Regions from separate parts of the Homo sapiens genome. Here region 1 is linked to region 2. A link is an interaction called in ENCODE POLR2A ChIA-PET data of the cell type or tissue named here. Cell type or tissue: PC-9. All regions are shown on one strand. Each heading gives the region's core, and the rest is flanking DNA. Links, peaks and the distances in the headings are about the cores only.

Region 1 (2,907 bases), core at 103-2,602, 100 kb after region 2:
TTCAACAACACAGCCTTTGACTCGGCAACTGCACGTCAAGAAACGGAACTGTCAGGAAGCATCTAGAACCCAGAGGGCAGAATCCAGGAAATGACTCTGTTCCGGAGTTCATCTGTTGCTCTGGGCTACACTTGATGCTACGGTAAAATCACTCACCCTCACATCCAGCCAGCGGCAACACACACAATGAAAACCGTTCTGAAAAAGCAAAGCTGAGAGCCCCGGGAAGATGCAGGAGGTGTGGGTGGGGGTTGGAATTCAGCTCGGTTTAGATAAACAACTGAGACCCGAGATGTTGATCTCTAAGGATTATCTCAGCCCCGACCTATTTCAACTTCCTTGTCTTCTTTCTTTGGCTCCTTACTTTTCATTGAAATTCCCTGACTGGCCCACTAAGAACCAGGCTCTGGCCAGCACGGTGGCTCACTCTGTAAGCCCAGCACTTTGGGAGCCTGAGGCGAGAGGATGGCTTGAGGCCAGGGGCTCGAGACCAGCCTGGGCAACATAGTGAGATCCCCCCAATCAATTTTTTTTTTTTTTTAAAAACACCCTTTTTTTTTTTTAATTAGCTGCCAGCTACTTGGCAGGCTAAGGGAGGAGGATCCTTTAAGCCCAGGAGTTCAAAGTTGCAGTGAGCTATGATCGTGCCACTGCACTCCAGCCTGGGCAACAGAGCAAGACTCTGTCTATAAAATATATGTATATATATTATAGAAATTTTTAAAAGAACCAAGCTCTGGAATGGACTTGCTCCAGCACCTGGCCCATCCCAAGCCTGGAGGCTCACTGGAGGAGGCCACATGGGGTCCACTCCATGTGCAGCAAGCACACCGAGGCCACAGGCTGCTGGGCCCACCTCCCCACCTCCCCACCGTGGGCGAAGTACGTGGAGGATGTGAGGGAGGTTCTCAAGTGAGATGCTCACTCACAGTTATCCCCAAAGGACGGTCCAAACATGTGGAAAACATGTCTCCCGTAGAAAATGGAGAAACGGCCGGGTGTGGTGGCTCACGACTGTAATCCCAGCTTTGGGAGGCCGAGGCGGGTGGATCACCTGAGGTCAGGAGTTCAAGACCAGCCTGGCCAATATGGCGAAACCCCGTATCTACTAAAAATACAAAAATTAGCCAGGTGTGGTGGCACGTGCCTGTAATCCCACCTACTCAGGAGGCTGAGGCAGGAGAATCGCTTGAACCCAGGAGGCCAAGGTTGCGGTGAGCCGAGATCATGCCACTGCACTCCAGCCTGTGTGACAGAGTTAGACTCCGTCTCAAAAGAAAAAAAAGAAAGAAAGCGGAGAAACAATGCTGCCCCCAGCCCTGTGTGTGACTTTGCCAGGGCTACTGTAACCACCTATCACAACCTGAGTGGCCTAAACAATAGGAACTGATTGTCTCGCAGTCCTGGAGGCCAGAAGCCCGAGAAGAGGCCAGAAGGTGGCAGGGCAGCTCCTCCTGGAAGCTCTGCAGAGAATCTGTTCCATACTCCCGGTGCTTCGCTGGGAATTCTTGGTGTTCCTTGGCTTGTGGAAGCATCACTATCGCCGCCTTCATGTCACATGGCATGTGTGTGTCTGCGTGTCTAAATTTACCCTTTTCATAAGGACATGGTCATATTGGTTTAGGGCCTATCCTGGTGACCTCACCATAGAGACCTTCTCCCCAGGTAAGATTACATTCTGAGGTATGGAGGTTAGGACTTGGACATATGAATTCTAGAGAGAGACAGTTCAACCCATAATGCCTTAGATGTCATAAATATTCATGACAAGGTCAGCCTTTTGTGGAGATTTGTCTCTGTGAAAAGCAAATTGGTTGGCCAGGCACAGTAGCTCAGGTCTGTAATCACAGGACTTTGGGAGGCCAAGGGGGAAAGATCACTTGAGCCTAGGAGTTTGAAACCAGCCTGGGCAACATAGACAGATCTTGTCTCTACAAAAAAAAAAAAATACAAAAATTAGCTGGGATTAGTAGCGTGTGCCTATAGTCCCAGCTACTTGGGAGGCAGAGGTGGGAAGATTGCTTGTGCCTGGGAGGTCGCGGCTGCAGTGAACCGAGATCATGCCACCGCACTCCAGCCTGGGTGCTAGTGCGAGACCCTGTCTCTTAAAAGAAAAGCAAATGGGCCAGGCGCGGTGGCTCAGGCCTGTAATCCCAGCATTTTGGGAGTCTGAGGCAAGTGGATCACGAGGTCAGGGGTTTGAGACCAGCCTGCCCAACATGGTGAAACCGTGTCTCTACTAAAAATACAAAAACTAGCCGGGCGTGGTGGCACATGCCTGTAATCCCAGCTACTCGGGAGGCAGAGGCAGGAGAATCACCTAAACCCAGGAATTGGAGGTTGCAGTGAGCCGAGATCACACCATTGTACTCCAGCCTGGGTGACAGGGCAAGACTCTGTCTCAAAAAAAAAGAAGCAAATTGGGCATTTATGCCAGGCCCTGTCCTTTGGGAGTTCCCAAGCCATATAGGAAGCTTTTATACTCTAGGAGCTTGTGCTGGGTTGAAGAGTGTCCCCGCAAAATTAATGTCCACCTGGCACCTTAGAATGTGTCTTAACATGAGGTCATCCTGGATTCAGGTGAGCCCTAAATCCAATGACTGGCTTCCTCATGAGAAAAGAGAGATTTGGACACAGAAACGCACACAGAGGGAAGAGGCCATGGGAAGGCAAAGGCAGAAATTGGGTGATGGTCCACAGGCCAAGCAGCGCCCAGGACCACCAGGAGCACCAGAGGCCAGAGAGAGGCCAGGAATGAATTCACCCTCGGAGCCTCCAGAAGGAGCCACGTCTGCTGACACCTTGATTCAGTCTTCTGGCCTGCAAGACTTGAGCCAATACATTTCTGTTATAAGCCACACAGCTTGTGGTAAGGTCTTATGGCAGCCCAGGAAACTAACACAGAAC
Region 2 (2,907 bases), core at 282-2,781:
CTCAGGCATGGCATGGAGTGTGGATTTTGTCTTTGAGGATCTGTTCCACTTGCCTGGGAGTACAATCTGACCTCACACGCTTTCCCCTACAGGCTGTGGGGATGCTTACCGGTGGTAAGCAGAATAATCCCCCCCAAAAAGATGTCTACTTCCCAACCCCAAGAACCTCTGAATTCGTGAGGCTATACAGAAATGGGATTATGCATTTTAGGCTGCCCACCTGCTGGCCTGGACCTGGGAGATGATCCCGGGTTCCCTGGGCGGGCCTAATATCATCACAGGGGCCTTAGAAGCAGAAGGGATGGCTGGTTTTGAAGATGGAGAAAGGGGCCAGGAGCCCACATACCTGAAGCCCTCAAGAAGCTAAACTGCCAGAGAGCAGATTCCCCTCTGGGGGCTCCAGGAGGTGCCACAATCCTGCCGACACCTTGATGTTAGCTCAATGAATCCTGAGTCAAACTTCTGCCCTCCAGAGCTGTCAGGTAATGCATTTGCATTGTTTTTGTATTGTGTTTATTTTATTTTATTTTGTTTTTTGAGGTGGAGTTTTGCTCTTACTGCCCAGGCTGGAGTGCAGTGGCGCAATCTCAGCTCACTGCAACCTCCACCTCCTGGGTTTAAGCGATTCTCCTGTCTCAGCCTCCCAAGTAGCTGGGATTACAGGTGCCCACCACCACACGGGGCTGATTTTTTGTATTTTTAGTAGAGATGGGGATTCACCATGTTGGCCAGGCTGGTCTCGAACTCCTGACCTCAGGTGATCCACCCACCTTGGCCTCCCAAAGTGCTGGGATTACAGGTGTGAGCCACCGCAACTGACCAGCATTTGCATTGTTTTAAGCCATGGAGTTGGTGGAGCTCTGAAATGGCAGCAGTTGGACGGGAGCCACTGCCCCACGGCCAGCCCTCAGCCTTGCAGAAGGGCCCCCTGCATGACCTCCACTCTGTTGGAGGCCGCCGGTTCTGTCCACCATGCTGGTAGGGATTTTGCCCGCCCTATAACAGAGTGGTCTTGTCAGTCTGTGTAGGCATCTCCTACCATCCAGCGACCCCTCTAATCTGAAGACTCAGCTCTTTCTTTGTTTCTTCTCTCTGGTTAGGAGAGTTTTCCTGTGTTGTTAGGGTGACGGCTGCCTCAGTGGCATGGCAAAAACTCATGGTCGAAAACTTCACCCAACCAAGCCGTGCAAAGGAAATACAGGTCTTTTATTTCCCATCTGCTCCCCCTCGTGAGACCCCACCCCTTGAGCAGCAAGACAGTGCAAGCTTCAGGGCTTCAGATCTCCCAGACTCTGCTCACTTACCGGGTCTCTGTTCCTGGCTCAGCTTCTCTTCCAGAGCTCCCCACAACCCCACCTCTGCTCCCCAACCCATGCTTTTGGCCAGGCCAGCAGCTGGGCCTTGGGAGAAAGGCTCATGACCCTCCCGGTGGCCAGGTTGATGGGGTCTGGACTCCACACACTGTCCCCACCTCCTTGCTGGTCCTGATGCAGAGTGGAGGGCAGGTCAGCTTGCAGGATGGGGACCGCTGGCTGGTATGTGAAGGGTACTGGCCGGGCACTGAGATACGGATGGCACCCACCACTGAGACCCTGATCCCAGCCACATACCCACGTGCTGTGGCCTCTTCCACCAACCCCAAGCCTCTGCCAGTCCCCTGGCTGCTCCTCATCGCATGCAGTCCTGCTGGAGCATGGTTTAAGGATCACAGGGATGTGGATTCCCCACCACCCCAGCACCCAACGCAAGTGGAGGCCCACAGGACCCCTCATGCAGGCTCTTCCCCCGCCTGTGTGCTGGACCTTGGGGATGGCCACAGTGGGAGCTTCCCCCTGCTGTGCCTTCAGGGGTGGCCACCAGCCCCGCCATCCTGGGCTCTCCCCAGTATTCCTGCATGTTGCCACCACACCCCTGTCTAGATTTCACCCCAAGAGGGGCAGAGCAGGGCACAGGTCTGACCCCTTCACCCTGCGTGGCTCACCAATCCTGTCCAGACCCCATCATAGGAGCGGCCTTTCCTTCCTGTTCCCGTCCTAGAAGCGTTTTCCTTCCCTGGTATACGCCCTTTCTTCAGAGGCTGCCGGGCCTCCCTTGAGGACAGGAGTGCCCCCTTGGCTCTGTTCTGCCCCACCAGTCACAGCTCTGGCATGCGTGTCCCAGGGCCCTCTGGAGGTGGGACTGCAGAGGACAGTAATGTGGGTCCCCTGCCCCAAGGACAAGGACAGCACTTCCCTTCCACCCCCATGCATCCCCGTCTCCAGGGCTCTGTCTCCCCTGGGAGCTCACTTTCTCGGCCTTTGCCATCATCTCCCCACTGTCTCCCATCGCTTAGTCCCTTTTCTCCACATTCTGGGAGGGAGAGCAAACTTGACTTCGAAATCAGCAGTTCTCAAACCTTTGGGCCTCAGGACCCCTTCACATTTCCTAAATTACTGAGAACCCCAAAGAGTTTTATTCATATGGGTCATATCTATTAATATTTACCACATCAGAAATTAAAACTGGGAGTTAAAAATATTTATTTATTCACTCATTTAAAAATAACAGTAAACCCCCTACATGTTAATATAAATACAGTTTTTATAAAAAATGAGATTTTCCCAAAATCAGAGTGTGAGTAAGGTGAGTGGTGTTGTTCTGCTTTTGCAAATCTCTTTAATGTCTGTGTAGCAGGACAAGCCACAGACAAGAACTCCTCAGACACCGAATTGTAGAAGGAAAGGGCTTTATTCAGCTGGGAGCATCGGCAGACTCACGTCTCCAAAAACCAAGTTCCTCGAGTGAGCAATTCCTGTCCCTTTTAAGGGCTTACAACTCTAAGGGGGTTCATGTGAGAGGGTCATGATCGATTGAGCAAGCAGGGGGTACGTGACTGGGGGCTACATGCACCTGCACCAGTAATTAGAA

The links. Peaks named below come from ENCODE experiments on the same cell type or tissue, not always from the same donor. Only the 100,000 strongest peaks of a DNase experiment are listed, where the experiment ranks them.
Region 1: POLR2A ChIA-PET joins it to region 2 with 18 read pairs; 2 of 35 experiments call an interaction of 5 or more read pairs at or near these places.

Annotation. Positions count from the first base shown.
Region 1 is chr2:237,603,731-237,606,637 of GRCh38, forward strand. No RefSeq gene overlaps it. Among named protein-coding and RNA genes, the nearest start is that of RAB17-DT, 14 kb to the left of the region's middle. RefSeq lists an enhancer at 363-866 and a silencer at 518-698. In PC-9, for the core only: a CTCF peak has its summit at 1,459 (motif pointing right); no DNase peak of the experiment used is centred there.
Region 2 is chr2:237,503,697-237,506,603 of GRCh38, forward strand. The region is part of intron 2 of MLPH (melanophilin); the gene reads left to right. Among named protein-coding and RNA genes, the nearest start is that of MIR6811, 5.8 kb to the right of the region's middle. In PC-9, for the core only: no CTCF peak of the experiment used is centred there; no DNase peak of the experiment used is centred there; H3K27ac peaks cover 274 bases.